3 separate regions of the Homo sapiens genome follow, and all the other regions are linked to region 2. The links are chromatin loops, found by intact Hi-C in ENCODE. Cell type or tissue: endothelial cell of umbilical vein. All regions are shown on one strand.

Region 1 (2,500 bases), 130 kb after region 2:
TCAAACAGCAGCGTGAATAGGCAGTCATGAGAAAAAATTCTGACAGAAACATCAGACTAAGAAGTGGAACAATTCTGTCTCTATAACCAGAAGGAAGTGAGGCTCACACATGTAATCCCAGCACTTTAGGAGGCCAAGGTGGGTGGAACCCTTGAGTTTAGATGTTCAAGATCAGCCCAGGCAACATAGTGAAACCCTGTCTCTACAAAAACATACAAAAAATTAGCTGGGTATGGTGTCACACCCTTGTAGTCCCAGCTACTTGGGGGGCTGAGGTGGCAAGATCACCTGAGCCTGGGAGGTAAAGGCTGCAGTGAGCTGTGGCGCCACTGTACTCCAGCTTGGGCGAGAGTGAGATCTTGTCTCAAAAAAAAGAGAAGTGAAAACTTATGAATTTGGACCAATATCACTAAGATCCTCCCACTGTTCTGGTATCAAGAGTGCCCCTGAGTGCTTGTGGTGGCATGAAAAAGGAGGAAAACCAATGGATGTTTATATCCCAGTCAAGGAAGGCTGCTCAATAAACAGGTACCATAGTTTCCCCTTATTTTCTATTATATTTCATGAGATCATGCTAAACAATAGCACAAAAATAAAAATCCTCACTCTACATAGGTGGTGACAACAACCTCTTTGGGCCTCAGTTTTCTCACCTTTTGTAAAAGGGAAGGATAAGGTAGATAGAAGATGTCTTCTAGAGCTGTGATAATAAGCAGTGCCAGAAACATAGTAAGGGCCTAAGTTTCTTCAAGTATAAACTGGAATAATGACTGCTGTATGCCGTAAGTGGGATTAACTGATTGTGACACCTAATAGGAACTCAAAAACTGGTAGTGTAGGATTTTTAATAAAAGGATGTATGATGGGAAGTTAATAACACAACTAGGTTATGGAACAGAACGTAAGAATGAACCTCATCCAGGGGAATAGTGGACACCACTTCAAGGACAGCTACAGACAAGAGGATGACAAAGAACAGGGACGCAAGTAACTGGGGAAAGGGAAGGTGAAGGAAGGTGAAGAGTTTATGCTTAAGTTTCTGTCTTCTCTATAAAGGTGGAGGTGACATTCTCAGCTAAAGAGTGAGGGAAATGAGTAAGAAGAAGTAAGAACAGTAAGGGTTAAAAACAGCTTACTATTTTTAGCAATGAGAGAAAGAGCTAAACAAAGGCTTCTTGCGTAACTCTTTACCATAAAACGCTTTCTAGTCATCAAGAGGCAGAAAGAGAATGATCAAATACTTGACATCAGAGCATACTCCCAACCTCAGGGCCCAGACACGGGCCTTTATGCTATGACATAAAGTTCTAGGGGAAGCCCAAGGCAGGGCTGGTCTCTGGGAGAAGGAAACAGACTGACATAACTGATCCCTCAGCACTGTGTTTATAGCGGGACTTTCCTGATGAGTAAGAATGCGTGACAAAAGCAAAGTCGAACCTCTCCCAGTTCTACCAAGAAAATAAGTTGAAGAAATAATCTGAAGAGGGGAGGATACCAGAACTTTTAGGAATCAATTCAACACCCTCATTTAGCAGATGAGGACACTAAGTGACAAAGGAATTTCACGGCACAGCCAGGAAAGAATTCTGGATGTCCTCACTTCTAAGCTGAGATTCTTCCACTGCATTCTTTGAGAAGGCATAACCCAAACACAGGCCTTAGGCACAACAGGCCAATATGTTATTAGCCACATTTTATAGAAACTGTTTAGCACCGGGAATCACACTCTGCTTCCTTTAATATTCAGTTTTTGGTCATATTTTTCTCATTGTAAAAAAAAAAAAAATCAATATCTGCAAAACATTCCTGATAAAGAAGACTATTAAAAAAGAAATCTCATCCTTCTCCTTACTGATATGTTTGCAAGTTTCACCTTGAGATATTTCTGACAGTGATAGCAGTTGAGCAAGTCCTACTCATCTGATCCTTTTCTAAAAAATATGTAGCTGGGTGCAGTGGCTCATGCCTATAATCCCAGCACTTTGGGGAGGCCAAAGCAGGAAGACTGCTTGAGGCCAGGAGTTTGAAACCAGCCTGGGCAACATAGTGAGACCCCATCTCCTTAAAAAAAAAAAATTACCAAGCACAGTGGCAGATTCCTGTAATCCTAGCTACTAGACGGGCTGAGGATTGCTTAAGCCCAGGAGGTAGAGGCTACAGTGAGCTGCGATCAGGCCACTGCACTCTACCCCGGGCAACAGAGAAAGATCCTATCTAAAAAAACAACAAAAAAATACAATGTGGGCATCTTTTCAAATAGTTTATAGATCTAGTTGTTTTTCTTAGATTTGCATAATAAATATGGTGTACTGATTTCCTACAATCATCAGGATTAATGGTAAAGAGAAAGAAGAGCAACTGTAGAAATTGCTGGAATCCCCTGTCCATGTATCTTTAATGGCATGGACAGTTAGTAGTTGGGGGTGAAAGAAAGGCCATATCATCAGTTCTGCCATACATACAAATGAATGTGCAAAGGTATCTAACAAGAACTGGGCTA
Region 2 (2,500 bases):
ATTTATTACATTATTTATATTTTTATATTTTTATTGTATTATAATAATTTTATAATATTATACTATGATAATATAACAGACTGACTCCTATGGTCTGTCAGTGTGCTCTTCCACTGGCGTGCTCCCTTCCGCTGGGGTGCCCCGCTCCACGTCCAGTTCCTCCGATGAGTTCCTCTGGACATAGAGCCGCTTGTGTGTCTGCCTGCTAGGGTCTCAGGGTTTTCATAGGCAAAGGATGGGGGCGTGGCGGGACAGGGTGGTCTTGGGATATGCAACATTTGGGCGTGAAGGAAGGAGTGCCTGTCCTCACCTAGGTCCAGTGGGCACAGGCCCAGGGGAGGGCCCTTACCAGGGACCCGCCTTTGTCTACCCAACACTTCCCTGCCCCTCTTCTCTATCATTGCGTTTCAGTTACCTTTGCCTTGGTTCAGCACTCACTTGGTTGCTGTAAAACTTTCTTACTGTTTCCCAGAGTTCCCACGAAGTCAATTCTGGCAGCTTTTGCTTATTTTTCTGTGTTTCTATATAGGAATGGGCCCTGCGAGCTCACTACTGTGCCACTTTTGCTATTATCTTTTGTTGTTGTTGTTGTTCAATTTGTTTTGTTTTAGGGCAGGATGGTCAAATGCTTATGATGTGCCAATTTCCTGCCTCCATATATCTCCTGTGCCTGGTACGCAGTGCCCATGCCCGGCATCCTCACTTTCTGGGCATCTGTCTGTCAACATTTCTCTGAAGCTCGCTAGCTCTACCACTCAGCTGTCCCCCTGAAAATTTTCTCCACCTTCCCCCGCAGCTGTAGGAAGCTCACCTTCCTCCTTACCCTTCCTCAACCCCACTCCTGTTCTCTCCCTTTTTCCCCCTTCCACCCCCATTTCCCCGACTTCTGCTGGGGGTGGGAGGGATAACCGATTCACAGACATTCCCCTCCCCCTCGCCGCTTCTCGGGAGATTGCTGGTTCGCAGTCCTACGCTCCACTCGCCAGCAGGCTCCGCTGTGGTGTGAGCACCTCCGGGAGCGCAAAGGCGTCCGCTTTGAGGCACTGGGCCTCGGGCCAGGCAGAGGCTATCTCCGGGACCCTTTTATGGAGATCTGCTGTTAAAGCCCACGCGTGTTTCCCGAGCACACTGAGCACACGCATACTGGGCCTGACGACTCCAGGGAGGGACCTGCTCCGGAACCGCGGACTAGACCCGGGTCCCAGAACTACCCGTGGAGGAGGCCGCAGTAACCTCCGAAGCAGGCTGAGAGACTCGGGTGGGCTTTCTCCAGTGAAAAAAAAGAAGCCAGAGGGGAAGGGTAGATGGAGCAGGAAAGAAGGACGGATTCTAAGCATGGCTGTTCGAGGCCCTGAGGCTGCAGAACTGACTGCGGGACTGCGGTTTGGAGGCGGGGACTTTCCAAAACCACGGACGAAAGAAACCTCCCAACCAACCGATTAAGCACGGGGGCTGTGGAGCAGAAGGGCAATAAAAGGCCCTGCCCACCGAAACCTGTAAAAGTTTCCTTTGTAAGCACGCGTCACGAGCGCGGGTGACGAGGCCCAGGCGCGCCCGGGTGCGGCGACCTCGGAGCCCGCGGGACGGGAGAGCAGCCCTTCCTTTGGCCGGGCCTCCAGCACCAAAACTGGCTGGGATCCTTCCTGGGGCCCACGCCAGTGCCACACCCCAAGTACTCTGGATGCAGGCCAGGTGGGAGGGTCTTCACCTCCACCTCCTTCCAGATCTCACGTGTCTCATTTACGTAATAAAGTTCAGGAAATAGCAGAAAACAACTTTTTTTTTTTTTTTTTTTTTTTTGAGACGGAGTCTTTCTCTGTCGCCCAGGCTGGAGTGCAGTGGTGCGATCTCGGCTCACTGCAACCTCCGCCTCCCGGGTGCAAGCGATTCTCCTGCCTCAGCCTCCTCAGTAGCTGAGATTACAGGCGCCCGCCACAACACCTTTTTAGTAGAGACGGATTTTCACCATTTTGGCCAGGCTGATCTCGAACTCCTGACCTCAAGTGGTCCGCCCTCCTCGACCTCCCAAAGTGTTGGGATTACAGGCCTTAGCCACCGTGCCGGTCCAGAAAAGCACATTTAAAAACTACAGATTGATATCCTTGTTGGGCATTGATGCTAAAATCCTTAACAAAATACTAGCTAACAGAATCCAACAACATATCAAAAAATAATCCACCATGACATGATCAAGTGGGTTTCATACCAGGAATGTAGGGATGATTTAACATATGTGATACACCACGAAAACAGAATTAAAAACAAAACATCACATGATCATCTCAATAGATGCAGAAAAAGCATTTGACAAAATTCAGCATCCTGTTATGATTAAAACTCTCAGCAAAATTGGCATACAAGGGACATACCTTAATGTAATAAAAGCCATCTATGAAAACCCACAGCCAACATAATACTGAATGGGAAAAGTTGAAAGCATTTCCTCTGAAAACTGGAACAAGGATGCCCACTCTCACCACTCCTCTTCAACATAGTACTG
Region 3 (2,500 bases), 92 kb after region 2:
GACATGGATGAAGCTGGAAACCATCATTCCAATAGAAAACCAAACACTGCATGTTCTCACTCATAAGTGGGAGTTGAACAATAAGAACACATGGACACAGGGAGGGGAACATCACATACCGGGGCCTGTCAGGGTGTGGGCTAGGGGAGGGATAGCATTAGGAAAAATACCTAATGTAGATGACGGGTTGATGGTTACAGCAAACTACCACGGCACATGTATACCTCCGTAACAAACCTGCATGTTCTGCACATGTATCCCAGCACTTAAAGTATAATTAAAAAAAAAAAAAAAGAAAAATGATTAAAAAAATAATTTTCACTAGTTTTTCTGGGAACTGAGTCCAGAGTTCTTTTCTGCACAGCGGAAGAAACTACCATCAGCATTAACAGGCAACCTACAGAATGGGTGAAAATTATTTTAAAACAACCAATCAAAGTCTCTGGAAATGGTCCATGAACATACAGCAACTTAAGAAACATTCAAGGACATTTACTAAAAGAGATGGCCTAAAATAAAAGAAACACAAAATATGTATTAACCAATTGCAATGTATAGACTTTACTTGGATCCTGATTTAAATAAACAACATGTAAAACATGGCATTTATAACACATTTGAAATTTTGAATAGTCACTAAATATTTTCTGACATTAAGAAATTTTTATTCTTATCATGGAAATATTCATAGATGAAATCATACATGAGAAATGCTTCAAAATAACGTCGGAGGTGAACAGTCAGTGGGATTATAGAATAAACAGATTGTCTATGAAGTAATTCTTGAAGCCGGGTGGCAGACAGGGGTTCATTATATTGATCTTTGTATTTCTGTATATATTTGAAGTTGACTTTCCTATTACTTACTGCTTTAGCCTTGTAATCTTGATTCCTAAAGGGTGGGAATTCGTAAACTAAAGTGAGGTCAAACAGAGCAGCTAATGAACACATCATCACATTCCGATGTGTGGAGTTTTTAAGACTGAGTCATCTATAAAACTGAGGGCACAGTTTGATAACACTATTTCCTGTTAATCTTCCCTAAATGAAATAATCAAATTTTTTTTATTCCGAAAAAAGTGCTCTGCAACAAAATGATTATTAAACCAAGAACATGTCCTTTTTTCACTTATACACTGAATTCTGAAACCTTTTCATGTTGATATTTATACTTTTTCAAAAATAACTTCCTTAGGAACCATTTAGTACGACTGTTGTTCAACTTCTATAGCTGTTCCTTTTAAATTGCTGATTGAGGTAAAATGAACACTTTTTAGTGGCTGCTGTCTTAGTCCTTTTGGGTGGCTATAACAAAGTATCTTAGACTGAGTAACTTAAAAACAATAAAGTTGTTTCTCACAGTTCTTGGGGTGGGGGGCGGGGGTGGAAGTCCAAGATCAAGGCACCAACAGATTCAGTGTCTGATGAGGGCCCACTCTACTTCATAGATGCCACCTTCTAGACGTGTTCTCACATGGCAGAAGGGGCAAAAGAGCTCCCTCGGGCCTTATTTATAGAGAAACTAATCTCATTCATGAAGGAAACACTATCATGACCTAATCACCCCCAAAGGCTCTACCTCTTGATACTACTGCATTGGAGATTAGATTTCAATATATGGATTTTAGGAGGACACAGAAATTCAGACCAAAGCAGCTGTTCATTAAGTGCAAATCATGTGCCAGGCCCTCAGGAGTGGCATCTAAATTAGTTCACAGTTTATAGACGCCTACAGTCTCAAGAAGACAAACTATAAGATAAAAAACAAAGTAAATAACTGCCAAGACAATAGAATACATTTTATGTAACTTTTTTTTCCAACTTAAAACACAATATTCAGAATTCCAAATCCCTTCCATCCTAGGTACTTTTTCAATTTTATTACATCCTGATTAACTCCCACCTCTGTTAAGGTAATAAGGGGGCATGAATTAGGAAAAGAGGAGAGAATAGGAAGAGGGCTCTAGTAACATCAAGGAACCAATGTATTTGTAAACATTCATTCCCTTGGAAAATGTGGACTTTTGGTGTCTGTCATGCCAGGACACCATGATCCTTACCAGGCATGAACTGTTAGAGAGGACCAGATACCAGACTCACATTCCCTCCCGAGGGAGTGCTCACATTGCCTCTGGGGTTCTTTATCATTAGGACTGCAGTCATAAAGCATGAAAAAGTTGAAAGGTCTGATCTGTCTACAGTTAATTGTTTCTACTTCTCTCTTTTCTCCTCCAATCTGGCACAGAAAAAAAGGGTCATTAATGCTTGCTCTACACCTCACAGAACAGACTGTGTAGTATAGCATTTTCATAATGCAATTTGCTTTTTTCTTCTTTAGCTTGACTATTGGAAGATACTATGCAAAAGGGAAAAATAAGCTTTGATCTTATTTAGGATTGAGCCCATTAGTGATAATAAAATGAGTAAGGTTTGTATATAACACTGATGAGTGACAGTGTATATCTGTAGACAGATGGACATGAGTATCAACCGAATCAAC

Evidence for each region. A loop is a pair of places that touch in the nucleus more often than their neighbours do. Peaks named below come from ENCODE experiments on the same cell type or tissue, not always from the same donor. Only the 100,000 strongest peaks of a DNase experiment are listed, where the experiment ranks them.
Region 1: it touches region 2 in a loop (6-fold over the local background); 4 of 110 quality-filtered maps call a loop at or near these places.
Region 3: a loop joins it to region 2, with 7 times the contacts of the local background. A loop is called at or near these places in 3 of 110 quality-filtered maps.

The regions. Positions count from the first base shown.
Region 1 is chr9:21,831,072-21,833,571 of GRCh38, reverse strand. All of the region lies in intron 4 of MTAP (methylthioadenosine phosphorylase), which reads right to left. Among named protein-coding and RNA genes, the nearest start is that of MTAP, 30 kb to the right of the region's middle. RefSeq lists enhancers at 1-14, 264-1,463, 1,331-1,640. In endothelial cell of umbilical vein, no CTCF peak of the experiment used is centred here; a DNase peak (open chromatin) is centred at 1,331; H3K27ac peaks cover 1,436 bases.
Region 2 is chr9:21,964,184-21,966,683 of GRCh38, reverse strand. No RefSeq gene overlaps it. Among named protein-coding and RNA genes, the nearest start is that of CDKN2A-AS1, 1.7 kb to the left of the region's middle. In endothelial cell of umbilical vein, a CTCF peak has its summit at 979; a DNase peak (open chromatin) is centred at 993; H3K4me3 peaks cover 722 bases; H3K27me3 peaks cover 864 bases.
Region 3 is chr9:21,872,489-21,874,988 of GRCh38, reverse strand. It overlaps a transcript of MTAP not described here. Among named protein-coding and RNA genes, the nearest start is that of MTAP, 71 kb to the right of the region's middle. In endothelial cell of umbilical vein, no CTCF peak of the experiment used is centred here; a DNase peak (open chromatin) is centred at 948; H3K27ac peaks cover 1,490 bases.